Regions from separate parts of the Mus musculus genome. Here regions 1, 3 and 4 are each linked to region 2. Evidence: chromatin loops called from intact Hi-C (ENCODE). Cell type or tissue: heart. All regions are shown on one strand. Each heading gives the region's core, and the rest is flanking DNA. Links, peaks and the distances in the headings are about the cores only.

Region 1 (6,050 bases), core at 1,990-4,489, 73 kb before region 2:
ATTAGGAAGGGACACACAGAGCACAGGACCCAGGCTAGTCGAAGGAGTGTAAAGCAGCAACAACATAAGATCCTAAAACCCCAGCCTCTACACCCAGCTTCCCGGAAGGGCGGGTCTCCATCTGCCAATCATCCTCCCCAAGACCCTGTTCATGCATGGGCATAGGAATTCTGAAAGGACTGAAATAAACATCAGCAACCACGAGGCACTTCAGGAAGGCCCCTCCCACTAGGCACGCCCATTCTGAGTATTATCTCCTTCCTCCTTCGCTGTCTTCTAGCACCCAGTGGCCCATACAAAGAGCAAAGCAACTGCACAAGGCCAGCCCTGTTTCTCCTTGACTCTGAGATTCTGAAAGTGGGGAAAGGAATGGATGCTATATCAGGGAGCCATCAGGGAGCCATCATTCATGGCCCGCAGTCCCTGAGCTGCCTCTTGAAGCACTAACTCCCTAACACCAAGACAGCTGAGGAGAATTAACCCTTTCCATGAAATGGGCTGTTGTAGTGAGGAGTAAGATTTGCACACGTTGAATAGAGAGAAATGAGACGCCACTAAGCCATCTTTCCCGAGCTTACTCCTCTCATTTTAACTGAAAGTGGGGACAGACACTGAACAATCCTCCCTCCATTTCTACAGCTGTAATTAGGGGGTGCAGCTGTTCCAGGTACATATACTGATGTTGGAGCTCTAGCTGAAGGACATTGTATGACAACAACTGGCTACCCAGTTGTAATTTCCACCCCAGAATATTAAAAAGCTACCACCTGTTGTTGTGTATGTATGTTTGTACAAAGTGGGTCTAGAAATAGGTAAGAATTAAATAAATAAATCCTGGAAATAGGTCATATACAGAAAATCATCTGGAGACCTGTCAGGCTCTATGCAGGGCATTTATCACCATCTTCATAGCTCAGTTTTTTAAGTTATTATGCTACTTCAAGTACAGCATTTGACCTACTTACACTTGCAAATGCTTCTAATGTTAGTGGAAGCACACTAATCGATCCACTCTAGCAGGTTTCTTTCCCTTCCAAATCGGTTCGGTTTTATGCATAGTCACAGAAAACGTTCCAGTAGTGAACTCTCCAAAACCAGTCCAGGGTCAAGTCAGCCTTCTTGGACCCCTCAGACCTGACCTTCAGAAAGCCCCTTGATAACTTGGGTCAACAGATTTGGTCCTGCGTACATGTATTCCTCCTGTCTTGTCTTTTTTTGTGCTTGAGGCTTTGTGCCAGCAGTTAGGCCTCTGTCACCATCTCAGTATTGAGAAGGTATAGGTTCTCCTAATCCTAAAGATACATTTTGTTTCAATTTGTTGTTTTTTTTTTTTTTTTTTGAGACAGAATCACATAGCCCAGGTTAGCCTCAAACTCTTTTTGTATCTGAAGATGACCTTGAGTTCCTAGCCCTTCTGCTTCTTCCTTCCTGGTGCTGGGATTGCAAGTGTGTACCATTATGCCTGGCTCCCAATTCTGCAGAAAAAATGACCCACTCCCTCTCACTCTTTCTGCTTACAAGACAGAAGCCCACCGGGGCTGGGCCACCTACCTCCCAAGACCTCACAGTCGCTGTCCATGCTGTCATGCACACCTGCAAAGATGTTGGCCAGGGTGGACTTGCCCACTCCTTGCTCCCCTATAAGCACTACTCGGTAGTAGGTGTTTCCAGACTCAGAAGAGATGACCGAGTCTGTGGAGTCGGACGACCAGCTCCGCCGGCAGTGCTCTTCCGGAGCAGTAGAGTGGCGGTTTCGGAGGTTGCAGGGGTGGGGATCCTTCTGGACCATCAGATGCCTGGCATCAGCAGGGATACTCCAGCGCTGCTGTGGCTGCATGCCCACAGTGCCTTGGCGCATGGTGACATTATTCAGAGTCATTGCGGGATCCTAGGAATCAGAGCAGTAAAGATGGCAATATGATTAAGAATGAGCCAGGCCCAGGGGCGCTCAACACAGTTGTCTTTGGTGCTTCATTTGATGGGTATGAATTCTTAATGTAAGAATCAACCACTAAACTGTCCCTAAGCCTAGAAAGCAAAATTTTCAACAACAACAACAACACACACACACACACTCAGTAACTAGCTTCTCAATCAGGCTGTCGTTTGTAGTAGCAGTAACACCATCCATCCATTGCCCATAAGCTCCCTCTGTCCTTAAAGGAGCTTTGGAAATCCCACCGGGAGTTGGCACAGAGGCAGCTGGAAGGAACCCATTGCCTCCAGAAATGACATTACCATCAGCAACAAGTTAGAGCTGCTGGGCACCAGCTGGCCAGGTTAACTGTTCTTGTCTAAACATGGCTCTTAATTGCCCCCGCATCCTGCAGTCTTGAGCCTCAGTGGGAAACACGCGGCAATGACATCACTCCCCTGGCTGGACTGGACAGGCACTTTGGGGGAACTTCCATGTTTAGTAAGGTTGCCCTGATGTCCTCCAGCTGCCTGACTGAAGAGGCCGTTATTTGGGGAGTGGGACAGTTTCTGTTTGAGTGCTATGCCTCAGCTCTACCCTCTTATCTACAGAAACTGTTTAGCGTAGCAGCCCTGAGGCTGGTTCTTCTGAGAGGGGAAGGACCTGCTCACATTCAGACACATCACACTTGTACAAAAAGGGCTTCATTCTTAAGGAACGTCGTCCACTCCATGATTTTTTTACTGTATATAATTATTTATTTTAAAAATTGCACCTTTCTGACGTAAATTAGAAGATCAGAGACTCAGTGAAAAGCCACTCAACAACTTCCTACAACTTTTTCCTTGCAAGACTGCCTTGCCTGACAGGCAGTCTGTTCTGCCAAGACTGCCCGAGATAACCGCTCTATGGTTTTTAACTCAGCAAGCTCCCCGCGTGAGCGCAAGGATCACGCTCAGCTCACACACCCTACTCCATACATCACACCTATGCCACGATCCAGAACCAGCCGGTTTCTTTTTAAGTCTTAAAAACAGTCCCTGGGTTGACAGACTTGCGACAGCAGACCTTGAAGTCTGCCGCCTGGCCACCTAATCTGTAAGGTGACACTCCTCCGAAATTGAATTTAGAAACCCCCATCAGAAGCGCATCCTTTGCGCCTGAACTTCTTTCTCCCACGGCAGAACCCCCGGTACAGACCTAGGGAGTCTAGGGACTGGCTGCCTTCCTAACTTAAAAAGTTCGGAGACCAGGAACGCCCCTTCCCACAGAGGCTCCCACTGGGACTGCCCCTCAGCCATGGCCCCTTACTTGGCTGCACTGGGCGCTGGGTGGGCGTCTGCCGTCGATCCGCCTGCTGCAACGCCTGACGTCTGCGATGCGGGCTCCGCAGTCCGAGGCTGTGTGATGTCCGCTGGCAGTGCCGCCTCCTGAAGCCTCCGCTGCCCGCCGCCGTTTATAGCGCGCCCGGCAGCCCCGCGACGGGGCTTTTCCGTGACGTCAGCGCTCCCGCCGGGAGGGGGCGGCTCTGCAGCAAACTGAGTTGCAGCCACTTGGCTAAATCAGTTACTCGTAGTCATGTGACTCCCCTATCCCCTTGAGGGGAGTGAGGGAGAAAAAAAATGACAGTTCAATCGTTGATTTTGTTTTATTTTCTTTTTATCAGGTGGACACTGGAAAAATACACTTAGTGCTACTTAATCGCCCTTCCCAGCAGAGCACTTGTAAGCTGTCTGAATAAAGGATGAGGAAAGAAACAGGCCCAAGCCGCGAGTCCAGCTTTGCCAAGAAAACAGATCCGTCTGAGTGAGCGGGACTCCGGCCTCCAGGATGAGGCTACAGCCACCCTGAGTGGACAGACCACCTTCAGAGCATGCTCTGAGAAGCAACCAGGCCCTTCCTGCTTCCTGACTTCTTATCTCTGACTTGGGACATACTGCTTTGTTTCCTTCTTCTGGAAGAGATCCAAAAGAGAAGAGTCGGAGGAAAGAGTAGGGGATCTTGAAAAGGGGCAGGTTGGCTCCAAGCAGCTTGTGCTAAACACTGCCATCCCCCTGTTTTGGCCACAATGCTGAATCTCCTCCATCAGAAATTTAATCACACCCCAATCAGCGCATCTCAGAACCGAGCTGCTCAGCATGGCTGGAACTTTGGCCTAGAGCCAGGACTTCCCAGCCATGGGGAGATACAAGGAGGCTCAATCCCCTGAGAGAGCCCTACTGCTTCTATCATTTGCTAAGATTTGCAAAGACCTGTGGTTCTGGTGGGCCTGGAGAACCTTGCCCTTACTACAGTTGTGGATTGAGAACAAGAGGCCCTGCAATGAAACCTGCCTTAAGTACATTTTAAACTGCACTGCTAAGTGACCTCTTCCCCAGGACATGGGTATTTCCCGGGGACGTGGGCATTTCCCACATGCTGTGTTTAGAGTCCATGCTAGCCTTTCCAACACATCCATCTGCTTCTCCAGCCAGCTTCTGCTGTGGGTTGGCTGGCGGCCCCTCGGGAAGCAGCCAGCACCAGTGTCTATTGGAGTGGCTGGGCTGCTCTGTGGTTACAACGGTGTCACGAAGGCATCTATGCGATTTGGGAATTATCCAAGTGACCAGCTGCACCTCAGGTCTGTCAGGGACCAAGCTGGCAAAGGTAGAATCCACCAAATAAGAAAGATGGAGAGTGCCTTAGTCTCAAAGGCAGAGCCCCAAATTTATTTATGCACAAGGAAGATAAGAGCCAGAGCCAGAATAGACTATAGTTTGGCCACTCAGGAAGACTTTAGGTGGCCAAACTAAAGTCTATTCTGGGTACCATAAAGCTCTGGATACGGCTCTTCACCAGCCACGTTTTTCCTCAATGTTAACACGGTGGGAAGGGACACGGATGTAGAAAGAAAATGAGGAAAAAGGACTGGGGGGGGGGGGGAGAAGAAAGATGGAAACAATGAGGGAGATGATGGAGAAGGAAGGAGGGGCAGGGAGACAACTACCCAACTGTGAATACGTCTCTGAGGAGAGGCATTTCCACGCAGATATCCACATTTCCTCCCAGGTCTATTGCTCTGGCGACTGTTCTCAACAGAAACACTGTGGTGTCTGTAAGCAAATCACACCATCTCTTAATCCTACTTCTTCACACTGATAAGAATCTCACATTGGGGGATGGGGTAATGGCACATAATTTAAAATAAATTTAAAAAAATAAAAAAGGAGTAGCAAGAAGCTCACATTGGGGAGCTGTGAAGATTGCTCAGTGGGAACGTGCTGCTAAGCGAGCACAGGACCTGAGTTCAGACCCTTGGCACTTACACAGAAACCAGGCATCGGCCACAGGAATGAAGCTGCAGTGCTGGACTGCAGGACAGAGATGAGCAGAGACCAGCGCTGGCCAGCCTAGGGAATGACAGGTGAGGGAAAGACTCTGATTTATAAAACAAAGTGAAAAGCAACAGAAAACATCCAAACAGTCCCCTTCTGGCCTCTAACCATCATGCAGAGGCAAGCACACAGGCAAGCACACACACACACACACACACACACACACACACACACACACACACATACACACACACACACACACACACACACACACACGAACACACACACACACACGCACACACACGAGCCTCACATTAATACTATAACTGTGTGTCTGGGCAGTATCTTGAACTGTTTCCATTGGCATACGTAAAACACTCCCAAAAATGTAAAGGGTGGAGGGCTCATTCCAACCTTCACATTTTTTTTTTTTTTTTTTTTGGAAAGAGGAGGTACAAAAATGATATGTTTAAAGAAAAGAGTCTGCCTTTCTAAATTGTCCCACAAGAAGCCAGACGCTGACAAATGAGAAAATAGTGATGTAAAACAGGTTCCAACCGACTGATAAGTGAAAATTTAGAGAGAAAAAAAAACACACCTGCAAAGCACAATTGAGAGTCAAATTCTATCAGAGGCCCAAGTAGCCTACCCAGGATGCCAGCTCCTAGACCCATCTGAGGGTCTGAAACTGCACAGGAAAGGCAGAGTCACGGCGTCTGTGCAAGTAGCAAGGTCTGAGGAGGAGAGACTGGCAGCCTCTTGCTGGTTCTTGTTCTGTGGATATTTTCTCCATATTCTTTCTGCCAGCGTTTGAACGTTCC
Region 2 (6,050 bases), core at 1,624-4,123:
GAGCACGGTTGTGCCGAGTGGAACAAGTAATAAACACCACAAGACAGAGGGGCTGGGCAGTGGGTGTCATAAGTAGAAACAGAGGTGAGTTAGTGAGGTCTGTTTGCACATGTTACATGTCTTCACGTTCTGTCCTTGCTGACAAGAGTGATGTGTTCTGTCCCAGGCAAAGTGTCCCACACCTGTAATCCCAGCCCTTGTGAGGATGAAGTCAGTCTACTGTACAGACCAAGTTCCAGGTGACCCAGGTCTACTACACCACCCTGTCCACTCCTCCTCCCACAGAGGACAACACTCTTCCTTCTGCCATCAGGAGGAAGTCTTTCACAAGGGAGTTTTAACAACACTTTTAAGATCCAGAGCAAAGGTTAAAGTGACGTCGTCACACCTGTTTCTCATGTGCCTTTAACTCAGAATGGCCAGTGTGCCATTGTGACATATAGGGAAACAGACGGCAGTCTAATGATGATGTTGTTGATAAAGGAGGATGTGTGAACAAATACATACAGCCAAGAAGTGTAGGCAGGAGCAACAGAGGGTTGCTAGGCAACAGAGGGTTGCTAGTCGCCATCACTAATGGTGCATGCTTTACAGAGCCTTGATAGAAGAATGAGCAGGCCTGCTTTTGTCAGCTGCAATTTGAACACAATTTACTCCTATTTATAGATATTCCCCAGCTTAGGAGTCCTTAAAGTTCTCCACACAGGCACCAGTTGATGAGCTCTGCCTCTGTGGGGCTCCAATAAAAAGATCTTTATGGTCAGTGGCCATGGGGTGGCTGACAACCGGGCAGCTTGAGTCAGCGCCCTAGGAGGAGCATGTGACCACAGTGCTGCAGAAAGGAGAGTGTTGGATCCTTGGCTTAGGGATTGCTTCCAAGGGAGACCTGGAAAGCCTTTCTGAGAGGTCGTGGGCCAGAGCCAATCAGATCTTCAGAACACTCAACAACACTCAGGGGAGATAAATATAGTTTTGAGCCCTGCAGAGGACCCCACCCTTATCTAAATTTGAATTTCAAATTGTTTGGCAAAAGCTAGCCAGGACTTGCTTGTGTTCCTAGGTTTCTATGGATATTATCTGTGTTACACAGGACACCCTAAATATCAGCTAGAATTTCACTTTTTATTCACTGGAGGTAAAATATAACATCACCTAACTTGTACAGCAAATCTGAGAACACAAAATTACCTCATCAGCACTTAAAGCAGAGAGGTTTTGAGTTGTGAGTGGTATCTTTTGGGTATGTCCAGTTAACAGGCCTATTCACCAAAGGAAATAAATCGACAAATCAGACTCCATGAAAAGGTCTAAAATTTGTGTGTAGAAAGGCAATTTCACCAGAGTAAAAGGGCAATCCACAGAATGGAAGGAAACTTGGAAATCGTATAATCTGATGAGAGTTTAGTGTCAAGAATGTATAGCGAACTAAAGCTCAACAAAAATACACACTAAGGAAGGCCATGTCAAGCTGTGGACATGGGCCTCCATTCCACAGCAAAAGGCTCAAGTCAAGACTAAGGCCAATGTAAAGAGATACCAACTGAAATGTATAGGACAGACATACGTGCAGGAAAAACAGTGCATATCTGCAACACACTACAGCAAAATGTTTTTTGTGGGTTTTTTTTTTTTTTTTTTTTTTTTGGTTGGTTGGTTGGTTGGTTGGTTGGTTGGTTGGTTGGTTGGGACTTTTTTAGTTTTTCCCCCCAATGGTATGTTTCTCCTTTTTTGTTGTTTTTATTTTTATTTTTTGTTTTCTTTGGGGGGATGCAAGGGCAGAAGGCAGAAGGAATAGGGGGAAATGAGTATAATTGGGGCACATGATGTAAAATTCACAATTAATCAATAAAAAATAAGCAAAAAGCTTTTTGCCAAACAGTTTAAAAGAATTAAAAAAAAAAAAAGCCAGGTGTCTTTAAGCCCAGCACTTGGGAGGCAGAGACAGGTGGGATCTCCAGGTTCGAGGCCAGCCTGGTCTACAGAGTGAGTAGTGAGTTCAGGTTATAGGACAGCCAGGGCTACACAGAGAAACCCTGTCTTGAAAACCACACACACACACACACACACACACAAGCGAAGGGATCAGACAATGTCTTCTGGCCTTCGGGGGCCTTACATACATTCACAAAACACTCATATACATAAAATCAATATATGAATAAAATTGGAATAATTTAAACACTCCTTAAGAACAGACAAATCAATAGTAATTTTTAAAAGCGCCTTTTCCAGCCTTGATTGTGATGGTGTGTGCCTGATCTTCCTGCAGCTTGTTATGCCATGTTTGGTTGATGTCCGCTGGAAGGCCTGCTCTTTTCTGAGAGGTGATATCTGGGGGAAAGGGGCAGCAGGGGGAGAGGCTGAGGGTAGGGAAAGGAGGGGAAACTGCAGTTGGGATGTAAAATATGAGAGAAGAATAAAAAAGAGAAAACTGTAGAGATAATTGTTACTACTTGTCGCCATTGTCCAGCAGTGGGTAAGAATAGATTCTGTAAGTGTTGATATGACTGGGTGATCGTTCTTAAAACAGTGATTCCTAACTCATTCCTCACATCAAAATTACAGAAAACAGAACATGAAGAAATTAAAGTAAGCACCTTTTAATCTAGCTACTTCACAACACCAACAAATCTAGAATACCCCCAGCATTATAGGACAAATAGTGAATGGGTAGTAAGACTGGGAGATCTCTTATGATTTACTATTTGTTTAATTTTTCCATTTATCCATCTAATCTATGCAGTCCCTGCAGCATTATCCACTGTACTGTTTAAAGGCTCAACATGTCCTGGGCCACCGATCATGTTTCTCTTGACAGCAGAGCCGTGTGTGGTTGACTTACACAGTGAGCTCTCCTCTGGAATCAGAACCTGACTCCATGTAGACCAACCTACAAGACTCATTCAGGAAGACAGAAAATAATAACTAGGTGAAGACTTCATTGCCTGACCATATGAACCCTCCACATCTAGATGCCCTCAACAATGCAGCCATGAGGCAGTTCCTGCTGCTGCCTGAGGGGGACAGCAGCAGACACGGCCTCTGTTAGAGGAGTCTCGGGGCATGTCTTCAAGCATAAGTAATGTAAATAAAACATGCGTTTCGTTTTTTTACTACTTATGGAATAAACATCGTCTGTTTTGTTTTCTATGTTATCTGACAGCTGGAAATCCTTTAATAATTTTTAAGAAAAAAAAGTCTTACTAGAACTCTCCTGAAACTATCACAATCAAATAGCAAACCATTCATTATTATAAACGCTTGTTAAAAGTATGTTGCTCTTACAAGAAAATCAGTTGGTGATTAGGTGTTACTGTTTCAATATTATTTATATCATGTTTTATAAGGGTTGCTCATTTTTTTTCACAATATTTTGTATTGATTATTTGGAAATTTCATATCATGAATTCCAAGCACACTCTCTTCCCAGTCTTCCCAGGTCCACCTCCCACCCACCCTTGTGACCTCCCCCTAACTCCCTACAAGAAGAGGGGGAAACCAAGTCAATTTGTGTTGCCCATATACTCACTAGAGCATGATCAAACTTCTAGTGGCCAGTTCCTTAATAAAACTGAGTCCTTCCCTGCCCTCATCCCCCCCACCCCCCCAGAAGGCATCAGCTGTGGAGAGCTTCACTTCAGTATCCTTATCACAATTTTAGGAGTTCTCTTTGGTAGATTTCTCTCTAGGTTTTTACTACTTGGGGATGGGGGGGTGGGTAAAGGTTGTCACAGAAGCCTTCTATGTCACTCTTTCTCAACTGTGAGTCTGCCATCATCAATACCATGGCAGCCATAGCTTTCTTGCCCTTCACAATCAGCAGGAGCCCAGATCATAGACTCAGACATGGTTTCTGGATACAGCATGGACCACAAGACATCCACATGGTCTCTGGCATTAGCACATGATGGACTTCAGCATCTTCTCCAGTGGCAATACAGACCATAGACATCAGTACTGCCTTCTGCTGCAGTAGGAAGGCAGACCCAGACATGGTCATCGATGGCAGCACAGACCAGGACATCACCATAGCCTCAGGTGGCAGCGCAGGTCACTCGAATAAATATGGCTCTCAGTGGCAGCAGGGCTCAGAGACATTGTGATGGTTTGTATATGCTTGGCCCAGGGAGTGACACTATTAGGAGGTATGGGCTTGTTGGAGTAGTTTTAGCCTTGTTAGAGTGGGTGTGACCTTGTTGGAGTAGGTGTGTCACTGTGGGTATGAGCTTTAAGACCCTCAAGGTAGCCTGGAAGTCAGTCTTCTCCTGTCTGCCTTTGGATAGAGATGGTAGAACTCTCAGATCCTGCTGTGCCATGCCTGCCTGGGCACTGCAATGCTCCCACGTTGATGATAATGGACTGAATCTCTGAACCTGTAAGCCAGCCCCAGTTAAATGTTGTTCTTATAAGAGTTGCCTTGGTCATGGTGTCTGTTTACAGCAGTAAAACGCTAAGACATAAGTTGGTACCAGGAGTGGGGTATTTCTGTGATAAGCCTGACCATACTTTACTCAGAAAAATGTGGATTTTGAAAAGCAGTGGGATGCTTTAAGTGGGGCTTAGTGGGCCATCTTAGTAGGAATGTGGAAGAGTTTATTGCTGAGAGTTCTACAGTTGCATCCAAAGGCAGACAGGAGAAGACTGGTATACAAGAAGATACAAGGGTCTGAAAGCCCACAGTGACACACCTTCTCCAACAAGGCCACACCTCCTAATAGTGCCACTCCCTGAGCCAAGCATATACAAACCATCACAGACATCATCAACATGGCTTCAGGTTGCAGCACAGACTATGGACATCCACATGACCTTTGGTGGTAACACTAGCCATAGGCACCAACACAGACCCTGGCTGAAGCAGGAACAGGGACCCAGACAGACATCAGCGTGGCCTCAGGAGGCAGCTCAGACCCAGTACATCTGTGCGGCATTCAATGGTACCTTGGGCCAGGGACATCAACATGGCTCCCAGCTGCTGTAAGATCACAGACATCCACATGAACCTCGGGCTTCAACACAGTCTGAAGCAGTGGACCGTGAATACCAAAGTGGCCTTGGGGGACAGCACAGACCATAGAGGTCTTTCAAGAGAGGTCTTTCAAGCAGGTTCATTCCAAAAATTGATCTGTTCTTCCTCTTGGACACCCTGCTGTTGCTCAGAACCATGGCAACTGTGCAGCTGGGGAGCCTGTGGAGGGGGCAGGGGGAGGGGCTAAATTGGAGTGCAAGCTCCAGGCTGCTACACACCGCCCTATCCCCTATCGTCCCTACTTGGCAACTACATGTGTCTCCCCCCCCCGCCCCGCCCCCACCCCCACCGTCCACCGCAGGCCTCTCTCACTTCTATTACCACCATAACATTTCTAGTTCTGCACCCTCTCCACCATTTGCTCACTGCTCCGTTGCTCTCTTTTCTATCTCTGTATGGAATATTTGTTCATTGTGACACTGGAAACTGTGGGTGTCATAATACACACACACACACACACACACACACACACACACACACACACACACACACACACTAGCCAAGATGGCTGTACTTGCAAATATTCATTGCAATGAGTCTTTGGTTCACGGTTTCTGGTTTCTGAAGCACCAGACATACTGGACCATTGCTGGCCCCTATTGGAGAACCTGCCAGAGTCATGGTGATCCTGCAGCTCTGGTTCTGCAGGACCGGCCCTTTCACGTGCTCCGGCGGCTCGCAGATGGTGTAGATGTTGGGGTAGACTGACTCAAAGCACTGGATCTGGGCCCAGATTGTAGCTGAGTTGGTCAGCTGTGGCTCGGTACACTTTCTGTTTAATTAAATAATTTACTGCTCATGGCCCTTCACCCACACAAGGAATATAAAACCCGGACAATATAAAATGTTAGAGAAAATCACACCGTGGGGCACATGGATAACTGAAATGGGTTATAGCTTTTATAGCTATCATAAGGGAAACAGGAAGACAGTATGCGAAGGCTGATGAGACAACTGTGAGCTGTTGCTGCCCCCTGCAGGCCATCCACCATAAAACAGCATTGTATATACAAATAGTTCT
Region 3 (6,050 bases), core at 1,717-4,216, 240 kb before region 2:
ATTACCTGGATGTTTTGAACCCTGGGGCTTAGGTAAGGAGGAGTCCGGGCATCCAGCTTTTGCCCACCGCCATGCCTACTCTAAATGACCCTATGTTCTTGGAGGCTGGGAATCACAGGCTTAGACTGATTGAACACACTGTGCTGCTGTATCCTGCAGTGACTACTTGGTCTTCTGAGGTGGCCTCGGCATCACAGTTTTAACAGGATCACACCTGCTTCTCATATATCAGGGCTCCCAGAACCACCCTTTTCTAAGTAGTTCTTCCAGAGGCTTCTGAGCCTGGGAACTTGAGGCACATTCTTGGATCCTGCTCTGACCTCACTAACTCCAACTTCCGTATATGAATCAATGAGTTTTCACAAACTCCAGTGAACTAGAATTTTCTATAATCATAAAAAGGAAAACTGGATCTCTCCTTGCCCCCTTCCTCCTTTCTGAGAGCAAGACCCCGTGTTTATGTCTGAGTTTTATAAGATGTAGAGAGACCACTCTGAAAGGCACAGTGCTTGACACAGAATCAGAGGTGCACAGGGGAGAGCTTGGCAGAGCACACAGAGCACACGCTTGTTTCCCATCTGTAAGCAATGACATGACTGTGGGAAGACAACAAGGGGAAGCACAGCCCGAGATGGGAGGATTTGGAGTGGGTTCTTGCTAGGACTGCTTCCCGACACTGGGAATCTTCTGCCAGGCTTGCCTAAACATTGGAGTGCATCTGGTGTTTCTAAGTGTTTGCTGTCAAACTTTCTCAGAGCCTGGGCCAGACTCCTCTGGTAACCAGGGAACAACCCCAAACTGTGGGGAGCAAGAGATCTGGGCCAATGTGTAAAACCCCACTGGGGCCTCTCCTCTGCATCATTACCTTTTGAGACAATAGTGGAGAGCTGGGATAGGGACATGGGGGAAGGAGAAGACACAGTGACCATGGAAGGAGCTCAGGTAAGAATAGAAACTCTCAAGGCCCATGTGGCCATGTCCAGGAGAGTGGCGTGTTTGGGGTAGAGCAATGGCAGGGAGACTGCAGTTTCCCACACCTGCTTCTCCTCTTCCTCCTTTCCAACTATAATACATATCTTAAGAGAACATGTCACCAGAGTGGCTCATGGTGTGTAACAGACTAAACTACGCTCAGATACCTTCAAAGTAATATGTTCCACAAAATCATAATCAAAGCAAATAGTAATGACAGCCCTTTTAGTAATGACATATGTTCCTTGAAGGAATTCTCAACGATATTCTCCAAAGCAAATATTTTTTAAAAGGAATTTTTGACACAAGGAACTTATGTTGTGACAGGAACAATTATGGGTCCCTTTGGTGCTGGGGCTAACTGCTCAGCAGTAAAGAGACCCTAAAAAGAAGACACAGTATGACTGACATGTATCCACTGCCACCTAGGTTATCACAAGTGGTCTTCACAGTGATTCCCCTGACTCCCCTTATGGTAGGAGACATTTGCCTCCTGAGAACTTCACTAAAATGTCAGTTCAAGTCCGTCCACCTAAAATGTGCTGATTCTGTAGCCCTAAAGCTACATTATGCATTGCATTGTTCATAGAAATTTCCAACTGGAGCTACAATAGATTTGAAGGATTCCCTCTGAGCTTTACTGTCTATGACTACTCTATAACTGGGCGCAAACACAGAACAACCTGATCTCTTGGCATTCTGTGAGTGGCACCCCAGTTCATGACACCTGGTGCATCAGCATATGCCAGCAGCAGCATCCTCTTTATCACCAGTATCTCTGCTTCTGTATTTATTTTCCCTCTGTGGTGGGCAGGGCTTCTCTAGTCTTTCTAGGACCCTGGAGAGAATGGTCTTATCAGCCTTGGGTGCACACATCAGAAGTATAGTATAAGAGTGTGGGTTGCTGTCTGTCTCTCACACTCGTGACTCTTTTATGAAGGAACATCACTGAGTGTTCTGGTTCCTAACACTGACCCTGCTGTGCCTCACAGATACCAGGTGCTAGCAAAGCCTAATGTCGCAGAGTGCCTGAAGGCAGCTCTGCCTGAGGGGTAGGGAGTCTCTTGACTTTCTTGGTTATGAGAGCAGAGAAGGAGCACCAGGAGCCACCAGGCAGAACAAGGCTCCTTAGGCCCAGGGTCTGCAAGGGCTGACACAGATCCACTCCTTCCAAAAAAGCCGTGACTTTGGCAAAGAGGTTACACGAAGCTGGGGACAGGCAGGGCTTGCAATGTTGCTGTCGATGTGACGACACTTTAAACCACTCTCATTTATGAAGAAAATGAAGTAGAAGATGCTGAGCCTAGAAGGAAGAATGTCTGCTCTAGGCTGGGCACATCATTTATTATTTCATATAATTCTGAAATGCCCATTATAGAACATCAATTGTTCCACATCCTCCTAAGAGTTAACATTAGTAAGCCTTTGTTGGTTTGGCTAATCTTAGTGGGCATACCATGGAAGAGTGTCTGGAATTTCTGTCAGTTAGAGAGGTTGAATCCTTTTTGGAGGTTTGGTCTGTTTCCACATTTTCCTCTTCTGGAAAGTGATGTATTTGTACAATCAGCTTCTCCTAGATTTGCTCACCTCTGACTTTTAGGTCTCTCTGTGCCAGTGGAGGAGAAAAGGGAGGGGTTACAAGGTGTGGGAACAGGGGATGCTCCCCAACTTCTGAGATAGAGAAAGTTGAAATCGTTCTCTCTTCTGAGGCACAGGCTGGCAGCATGGTTGCGGGTTGAGTTCGAGAGACACGTCTGCCTGGAAACTGACCAGGGTGGACAGAGCCAGGTGAGGCCTAAAGCCCAAGCTAGAATCCTTTCCTGTGGTGATTCCATTTCTCCTGAGCCTTCAGTGAAACTGTGTGCACATGTGTCACAGGCCGATGTGACACAGAGAAAGTCTGAGGAACAGCAAGTTTCTGGTGTAAGTGGTAAGAAAGATGTCCTCACCCACAGTAGCAGCTTGGCTGCCCCCTCCCCCACCTCCACCACTGACTGGTAGAACTTCCTGGGGCCTGTGGTGTCCTGCTTTTGAAGCACATTGACCCAGAGGACTGGAAGACAGAGACAAACAGTTATGCCAGGGAAATGTCAACATGGAAATTCCATCGCTATCCAAGGCAGGGCTTCAGAACCAGAAGGCCCGGATACATCTGGGTCTCGGCCAGCCAAGGCCTAAATTAGACCGCACTGTATTTGTTTGTGTTCAGGGCATGCCCAATTTTTAAGCTGAGGTAGAATTCATGTAACATTTAAAAAACTAACCACTTTAGGGTCTGTAATTCCATGACATTGGGTGCATTCAATACTCTGGGCCACCTTCATCACTATCGAGCACTAAAATAGTTTCCTCTTTAAATGGACTGTTTTGAGAGCAGTTTTAGGGTCACTGCAAAAATGAACAGAAAGTAAGAGCTTTCCCACATAATCCCTGCCGTCAGCCCCGGTAGTCCCATCCCCCGACCGGACAATGTTGCCACATCACTATGATACCAAGTCCATAGCCTACATTAGTGGATTAGTCAGGGTTCTTTAGAGAAACAGGACCAGCGTGCATGGGATTTATTAGAGTGACTTATAGTTTATGGCCCAACTATTGCAACAATGGCTGCCTCCTGATGGAAAGTTCCAGAATCCTTCACAGGTGAACCCGTCAGCTTGAGTTTTATTTAATTCCAGATGTGGCCAGGTTGACAGCAAAAGTAGCCATCACAGTTAGAGTTCACTTGTGGTTGTGTACTTCCTGTACAAATATCCAATGGCATGTATCCATCATTACAACATTATAGAGTTTCCCTGTCCTGAAAACCCTCTGTGCCCTGCTTCCCTCTCCCCGCCTCCCACCCCTGGGAACACGTGAACTTTCTGCTGTCTCCCTAGTTTTGCGTTTGCAGACTATTATGTAGATGAAATAGTAGAGCGTGTGCTTTTGCAGTCCCATCTCCTTCACTCAGCAATACACATTTCATTTTCCTCTATGTCTTCTTGATAGATCATTTCTTTTTTAACACTAAGCAGTATTCCATTGTCTGAATTTACCATACTTTGTCCTCCAAGAGACTGAATATTTAAACAGTAGCTGTACACTTTATGAAAATAGAGCTTTGGTCCTTGACCTGCAGCAGCCTGTCCTGGAAACCAGCTCCTTTATTATCAGAATAAACAGCCATGAAAGCCAGCTTGACATAGGTCAGAGTGCTGGATTGCTTTCTTGTGGCAATCCAGGAAGATAAACAATAACTTTTGCAACTGGCCTCAGATGGCCCAGGCGAGATCAATAATTACAGCTTTTCTATCTCTTCCAATTTGAGATCAACCAGAAGAAAATAAAGATGCATCCCTAACCAGTCACAGGGGAGACCCACTTCTAGTTTTCCCAGCTGCTGCTTCCCCACACCAGCAGCTTCACTTTGGACCTGCTCGAGAGGATGGCCCAGCCTTTCCCACCTTTGAATATCTGTCAAGCTGCTGCTCCTGACTCTTCTGCCTCACCAAGTCCAGAGTAGATGCTGTTTGCCTTTCCATTTGGCCACTTACCTTTACTTCCACACCGTTCACCTTCGGAAGGATGTCTTGATTGCTTCTAAGCCTGAGCGGTTAGGAATAAAGCTAATTCTATAAAGACCTGTGTGTGAATTTTCAACAGGACACTGAGTTTCCATTTATTTGGTGGGATACTAAGAACTGTGATTGTGCGTATTATGCATAGTAGTATGTTTGGTTTGGGAAGAATTTGTCTGTTTTCTAAAGTAGCCATATGGTTTTGCAGTCTCATCAATAGTGAACGAGAGTTCCTACAACTCCAAACCAGTGCTATTTGGTCTTTTGAGCCTTTCTAACAGGGATGCAGCTGCGACTCTTGCCTTGTGTTTCCCTATGGCACAAAGTTGGGCACCTTTCCTGGGTTTGTTTGTCATCTGTGTCTCCTATGGTGAAGTACTTGTCTGCTGTTTTAACTGGGTTGTTTATTTACTTATTGTTTACTTTGAGAGTTCTTTGCATATTTTGGATCACAATCTTTTTTAAAAATTAGATAGGACTTCTAATTAGATAATTTTTCTCACAGTTGTTTGAATTTTCAGTCCCTTGATGGGATCTTTCACATACATTTTATAACATGCAGCTTATCAAAAATTTCTCTCATGTATATTTTAACAAAAGGCTTTACTAATACTGCTAGAGAGATTGGAAAGGTCTGAAGACTCCTGTGACAAGAACTAGGGGAAAAAGACAAATTTACTTTTTATGAAACCACAGTTACTAAAAGTCAAGCTCCTCTTCGTGACCTGTCTGCTCAGTTCATGAGCTCAGCAGAGTCTGCTCGTGAGTTTCCTAGTGAGGGAGGAGGGCAGTTTTCTGGCTAGCAGGATGGAGATCCTCGGTAGTCTCGACATAAATAGGCACGAGGATCTAAGGTTCAAGCCCAGCCTGGGTAGCATATCTAAGTGCTGTTTGAAGATGAGGAATGAGGCTGAGGCTGTCACTTGGTGGTAGAGCATGCTAGCTCAAGGCCCTAGGTTGAATCCTCAGTTTGGGAAGGGGGGAATCAACTTTTGAAAACTAGAGAACATACATTTGTGGATTCCACCAAAATGTGTACCCAAGAATTCTATGAACTTCTAAGGTGTTGGGTACCACTTTCCCCAAGCCTAGAAAACAGTACATTTACTCTCTGAAGGAGAGCAGGAGAGTGAGGTAAGTTGGAAAGCCTTCTCCTTCCCACCATCTTCCTAGAGCTAAAAAAAACAAAAAACACTTGCCCTGTGCCACTTCGTTTGAGAATGAGGTGTACTTTGGAGTAAAACTTTCCAGTTCTTTGAAGAGTTTGAGTATTAAGTACTTAAGGCCTTACAGGGCATTAATCAAATTGACATCGACTGGGACAAAAACAGAGCAGCCGAAGTCGAGAGGAAATGGTTGAATGTAACTCCAAATGTGAAATGGCATCTCTTTGCAAAGAGTGTGGCTGTGTGTTACACACATAAAGCTTTGCTCTTTGGAACTTGGAAGGAAGGCTCTTGAGTTTTATGAATATCTCTGTGAAGTTCTGCTGTGTATGCATTTTTTTCCGCTTGAGGC
Region 4 (6,050 bases), core at 2,227-4,726, 85 kb before region 2:
GCTGAAGGCTTAAGCTGACTGCCTCCTTACCCTGTTCCATTCCCATGTTCTAATAGTCACACATGTGTACTTCCCTGGTAAATTTGGATGCTCATGTCCCCAGTAGGATACCAGAGCATCATATGAAAGCTGCACATTTTCTTTACTCAGACACCCATGTGGGGCCTCTGGGTGATGCTCACAGGACCACGCCTCAGCATCTCTCACACGTCGTGATTTTTCTTACAGCCTAATGGTAAACTGGAGGTTAAACACATTATGGAGTAGGAGATGCAGGGACACCTTGGCATTCACTTACTTACTTATGTGACCACTGCCTCAGTAAACCTAATTGAAAGTGGCCTGGGTGAAGTTTCTGAATGGGGATGTTCCTCTTGGATGCTCAGTGTCCTTGGTGTGCTCTGAAATACTTTAAGCTACCGATAGCCTCTCCATTTGGAGAACACAAATATTGAAATGTGAAGTAAGATAAGAGTCTGGTTGTCTCATTGATACGTGAAGCTAGTCTGTATTCAGCTCTCCAACATGAGAATACACAGTACTTAAAACTTTGTCTTTGCTTTCAGTACATTGGTGCCCTGTATAGAGTTCTTCACTTCCTTGTGGATTCAGCCAGCCAATCACTGGAAGTGTAGGGGTACCTGTAACCCACATCCTTACTCCAGTGAAATCATGGAAGTTGGGCCTTGCCTGACATGCATCTGGCCTGCTCGTGCAGCTTCTGTGTCTCACCTAAGCCCTTCGGTTCTGATATCTGGCATTTGTGAGGACCAGGCCTTACTACTTTGCTAGTACGCCACATGTAAATAAATCTATGCCGCTATGCATATGAACTCTAAGTGTGCTCTCTAACATGCATACCACATGTAAATAAATCTATGCCGCTATGCATATGAACTCTAAGTGTGCTCTCTAACATGCATACACATGTAAATAAATCTATGCCGCTATGCATATGAACTCTAAGTGTGCTCTCTAACATGCATACACATGTAAATAAATCTATGCCGCTATGCATATGAACTCTAAGTGTGCTCTCTAACATGCATACACATGTAAATAAATCTATGCCGCTATGCATATGAACTCTAAGTGTGCTCTCTAACATGCATACCACATGTAAATAAATCTATGCCGCTATGCATATGAACTCTAAGTGTGCTCTCTAACATGCATACACATCCTAAGAGAACCTCATCAGCACTTGAAGGACTCTGCAGAAATCACCTCACTCAGCACTCAGTTCAAAGCTGTTGCTCACCTGAGGAGGATCTCTCCTTCTGGTTCCAGCCAGCTTCCTCAATCCCTGAGGTGCCCTGAAGTAGCAACAGGGGCACACCGTGTTTGGGAATATTAGTCATTTAAATTGCTTCCTGAACCAAGTCAACACTTCCCAGTTTGAAACTCAACATAACCTTGCAACTTCTCCCTAGCTTATCTGTTCACTTAAGTCCCTCCCACTGAATGAGGAAAGAAAGAAAGAAAGAAAGAAAGAAAGAAAGAAAGAAAGAAAGAAAGAAAGAGAGAGAGAGAGAGAGAGAGAGAGAGAGAGAGAGAGAGAGAGAGAGAGGAGGGAGGGGGAGGGAGGGAGGGAGAAAGGAAGGAAGGAAGGAAGGAAGGAAGGAAGGAAGGAAGGAAGGAAGGAAGGAAGGAAGGAAGGGGAAGGGAAGGGAAGGAAAGGAAGGGAGGGAGGGAGGGAGGGAGGAAGGAAGGAAGGAAAGGAAGGAAAGGAAGGAAAGGAAGGAAAGGAAGGAAAGGAAGGAAAGGAAGGAAAGGAAGAAAAGGAAGGAAAGGAAGGAAAGGAAGGAAAGGAAGGAAAGGAAGGAAAGGAAGGAAAGGAAGGAAAGGAAGGAAAGGAAGGAAAGGAAGGAAAGGAAGGAAAGGAAGGAAAGGAAGGAAAGGAAGGAAAGAAAGGAAAGGAAGGAAGGAAGGAAGGAAGGAAGGAAGGAAGGAAGGAAGGAAGGAAGGAAGGAAGGGGAAGGGAAGGAAAGGAAGGAAGGGGAAGGGAAGGAAAGGAAGGAAGGAAGGAAGGAAGGAAGGAAGGAAGGAAGGAAGGGAGGAGAAAGTAAAGGACATGACTGCTCCTAAGTATGGTGGAGGAGAAAGTTTATTGTAGATAAAAGGGAAAGCATAGCCAAAGGCAAAGACAGGGGTATCTGGGGAAGTCTAGAGTGGACATAACCAGACTGAGCTGGGCCATGTGGGGAGAGAAGGTGTGGGAAAGTAGAGAGGGAACCGGGTACAGCAACCAGGAGGCCAAAGGTACAACAGAGGCAGGTACCCAAGATGTCTGCATTACATACAGAAGAGCCTCTGGAGAATGAGCAGCACAGCCCCCGGGCTGGAGAGTTCAGAGTAAAGTGGTATGTCAGCCATACTCTGTAACAAGTAGGGACTGAGGGATGCTAGGAAAACCAGGAGGCCAGGTCTACTTAGATATGTTAAACTGGCACCTAGACCACTTGCCCTAGGTTTGAAACTTAGCATCCACCTCTTGAAAGACAAATTAATAAGTAAACAAGACATTCAGGTCGCATGACATTCTTGGGAGTTGAGAGGCATCTTCCAGATGAATGGAGTGGGGCTCAGTCAACTAAATGACCCATGGTGTTAGTTTTCTAGCACTGCTGAGATTAGCTTAGTGGCTAAGACAACAGGAATCAATGCTATTGAAGTTCTAGGTGCTAGAACTTGGATCACTGTCATTTGAGACACAGATCCTATGAAGTCTTTGGAGAAAACCCTTCCATAGCTCTTCCAGCTTTGGTGGCTCCAAGAAGTCTTCTAAATGTAACTTTATTGTCCCAACCTCTACACGGTAACCTTGTCTGTGAGTCTCCTTTGTACCAAGATCACTCTCATACACCATGTCTGTGTCTATCTCTCTCTGTGTATCTGTATGTCTTTGTCTCTGTATATCTGTATGTCTGTGTCTCTGTGTATCTGTATCTCTGTGTATCTGTATGTCTATGTCTCTGTCTCGGTGTATCTGTATGTCTGTGTCTCTCTGTATCTGTATGTCTATGTCTCTCTCTGTGTATCTGTATGTCTGTGTCTCTGTGTATCTGTATGTCTCTGTCTCTGTATGTCCGTGTCTCTGTCTCCCTCTCCTCTCCCTCCCTCACTTTTCACACAGCAGTTACTGTCTTTCACAGCACACTTCAGGTTCTTGTCTTCAGTCACCATCCTGCCTACTCCCCACCATTATGGACTATACCATAAGCTTCTTGAAGGCAAGCTGTTCTGACCCATCCTTTGTTCCTTAAATATGGCTAAATGAGGTTTTTTGTGGTTTTTTCCTCTTTCCAACGATGCTGTCTTTGTTCATTGGGGACAGTCAGATTTACTGCTCATGAGGTTTCCAAGGATAAGCACAATGTCTTAGTCATCACTGCGTTCCCAGCAGCAAGCAGTGCCTGGTGTGTGATAAGCTTGTGTGAGAGGAGGGGCCTGTACTGCAGCAGAGGGGAAGGGTCACAGTTCTCCCAGGTGGTTCCATGGGTCTCATCCAGTCCCACAGGCACTTAGTTCTTTTGACATTAGAGATGAGAAGATGAGGCTGGAAGAGAACAGTGTCACTCTCAGTGGTATCTACTGTGCCAAAATTCAGGTCTGTCTGACTCTAGAGCTATAACTCTTAAGCAAAAGCTCTCTGGATTGCAGTGTAGCCCCATGATCTACAACTTGGGCCAAGCTGTGAGCCCTGGCAACAACGCTGGCCAAATCTCTGCGCTAGGAAGTCTGTCTTCTGTTAGCCATTGAGGGGAGGAGGGACTTGTCTGAAAGAATTTAAAGGGAAGTTGAGTTTTAAAACAGGGAAAATTAATAGCAAAATGTATATGTGTCATCTGTGTGTGCTGTTTGTAATTTGTATAGTTTTATGTGTTCACAGTATGTATACCAGACAATGTGTGTTGTATGTGTGTGCGTGTGAAGTAAAGAATTCTGTCTCCCTCACTGAGTCACAAAAGGTCTGTGAAATTCACAAGGAAACACCATGAAAGTTCAAACCAGTATAAGGTGCTTCAGTGAAAAGTAGGGGTGTTGAGGGAAAAAGGCATAGTAGTCTCTGATTTGAAGGGGTTTCCATTTGAACTTAGAAAAACAGACTCATAAAGCCAGTTCTAAGCTTCCCAGAAGGAAGGATATACAGGACCAAGCAATGGAAGTTTACATTTCCCAAGCCCTCCCCACCCACCCCCCACAACCCCCATTGCACAACACAAACAGATGTCACTCTCACAACCACTTCAGAAGGATGGTGAGCAAGCCCATTTCACAGATGAGAAAGCTAGAAATGAATGTCAATCCAGAGATACACTCTGGCTTAAGAGAAGGCAGAGCCAAAGTCCATCCCAGGCCTGTGCAGCCTGACTCTTTCCTGTTAGCTCCGCTCCCTGTGCAATTCCCAGGAGCAATCCAAAGGCATAAAGCGCACAGAAGGGAACCTTTGCCCTCAACTTGGAAAAAAGGAGCCAAACAAAGCATGGTGGCTGCCTATGAAAACTACAGGAGCTTGAGACGGTTCGGAAGACTTCCCGAGTATCACCATCAGGGTATCTACAACCTCAGAAAGACAGTGGGTTGGAAGAGAAGAAGTGTGTAGGGGGAGCCAGAAGAGAGCAAAAGAAGACCACCAGAGCCTTCTGTTCCAACAAGGGTAACATACTGCCCTTGCAAAACTGCCCTGAGAGCCACGCCAAGCCATATTAGTGGCTGAGAGGGCAATTTGGTTTAAGCTTTGCTTGGCTAGATCTTAGGCTGAAAATCACTAATCACCACTGCGCAAGCACACACACACACACACACACACACACACACACACATTTTTAAATCCCCCCTAATGCTTTAGTGAAGCCTAAGACCATGAGCCTTCAAGGGACAAAACGAGGTCCATCTGTCCAGTCAGGAATTTGCCAGACCAAAGTAGAAGGACAATCGGCTTTGATTCTAGCTCAGCTTTATTTGACCCCAAATCCTTCCCAATTCAATCAGCCAGAAATAACTCTTCTTTTCTATGAACCATGATTCCAAAGGAGAGAACTTGGGGATTCTTAAAAAAAAAAAAAATAGCTAAGGACTTAGCTAATGGCAGGGGAAACTGTCTGTCCCTTGGAAACACAGCTTGTTCTAAACACCAGAGGAAAAGACTCATACTTGTCTTATGCATGGAGGATAGCAGAATGCTTTCCTTTTCAAAGATTTTATTTATTTTATTATAAGACATATAGGTAAAAACTTGAATACTTTGAAAAATATAAAAAGGTAATAAAACAGACATTTTCTCAGTAAGAAATATGCTCATAAATATGCTTTATCAAATATTAAAATGGTTATTTGCAAAATAATAAATATAATTCAGCTGTGGCATACAAGAAGCAACCCAAAGGATGGGGCATGTTTATGTTTTGGGGGAAAAACAGGACTATATTTAAAATTTTGCACTGCAGGTTATCAATATAGTTGAGATTTTTTTAAAAAATATTTTATGATAGCTTAATGATTTAAAAAACAGCAAGACATAGAAGATGATTTGACTAAGTAGAATTTGGCAAAAAAAAAAATAGTTTCCTCAAAATAAACACTTCTACGACACATAAGTAAACAATTTTTTGAACCTATAAGTAGTACACATATCAGCTCCTAAGTCTACAAATCTCTGTGGTCTTTAAACAAAAACTGTTAGTAAGCCTCAGTTTCCAGCAAATTCTAACAATTCTCTTCACTGGAGCAGAAATAGTCACAACTGTGATGAGGCCAGCTCTAAAGATGTCGTTTCAGGGATATAAGTATGCAGTGAGCCCTTCTCCTTCCAATAAACTACCACCATTTCCCTACATTTCTATATGACCCAAGGACCTCGAAATCACATGGAACAACACTGAGGAAAAAAATATTCTGCTGTCCAAAGGAGAGAGAAACTCATGTGAACCCGAAGCGTGTCTTAAATGAGTCTGAGACATCCACGTAGCAGGTCAAGCTTTTCCTATGAATAAATACTGACTCTTGACAGAGCTCATTCATTGCCCGTGCACTTGGTTGCCCACAAG

What was found. A loop is a pair of places that touch in the nucleus more often than their neighbours do. Peaks named below come from ENCODE experiments on the same cell type or tissue, not always from the same donor. Only the 100,000 strongest peaks of a DNase experiment are listed, where the experiment ranks them.
Region 1: a loop joins it to region 2, with 2.4 times the contacts of the local background. A loop is called at or near these places in 6 of 42 quality-filtered maps.
Region 3: it touches region 2 in a loop (2.5-fold over the local background); 2 of 42 quality-filtered maps call a loop at or near these places.
Region 4: a loop joins it to region 2, with 2.7 times the contacts of the local background. A loop is called at or near these places in 6 of 42 quality-filtered maps.

The regions. Positions count from the first base shown.
Region 1 is chr4:11,701,743-11,707,792 of GRCm38, reverse strand. It overlaps Gem (GTP binding protein (gene overexpressed in skeletal muscle)), which reads right to left and starts at 3,346. Exons shown (of 5, transcript NM_010276.4): 1 at 3,227-3,346; 2 at 1,552-1,888. The coding sequence starts at 1,879. In heart, for the core only: a CTCF peak has its summit at 3,460 (motif pointing right); DNase peaks (open chromatin) are centred at 2,352, 3,402, 4,062 and 4,392; H3K4me3 peaks cover 2,243 bases; H3K27ac peaks cover 2,443 bases.
Region 2 is chr4:11,628,134-11,634,183 of GRCm38, reverse strand. No RefSeq gene overlaps it. Among named protein-coding and RNA genes, the nearest start is that of Gm11832, 16 kb to the right of the region's middle. In heart, for the core only: a CTCF peak has its summit at 3,028; no DNase peak of the experiment used is centred there.
Region 3 is chr4:11,866,890-11,872,939 of GRCm38, reverse strand. No RefSeq gene overlaps it. Among named protein-coding and RNA genes, the nearest start is that of Pdp1, 97 kb to the left of the region's middle. In heart, for the core only: no CTCF peak of the experiment used is centred there; a DNase peak (open chromatin) is centred at 3,039; H3K27ac peaks cover 246 bases.
Region 4 is chr4:11,713,890-11,719,939 of GRCm38, reverse strand. Gem (GTP binding protein (gene overexpressed in skeletal muscle)) reads right to left here. Exons shown (of 5, transcript NM_010276.4): 5 at 4,947-6,050. Among named protein-coding and RNA genes, the nearest start is that of Gem, 12 kb to the right of the region's middle. In heart, for the core only: no CTCF peak of the experiment used is centred there; a DNase peak (open chromatin) is centred at 3,539.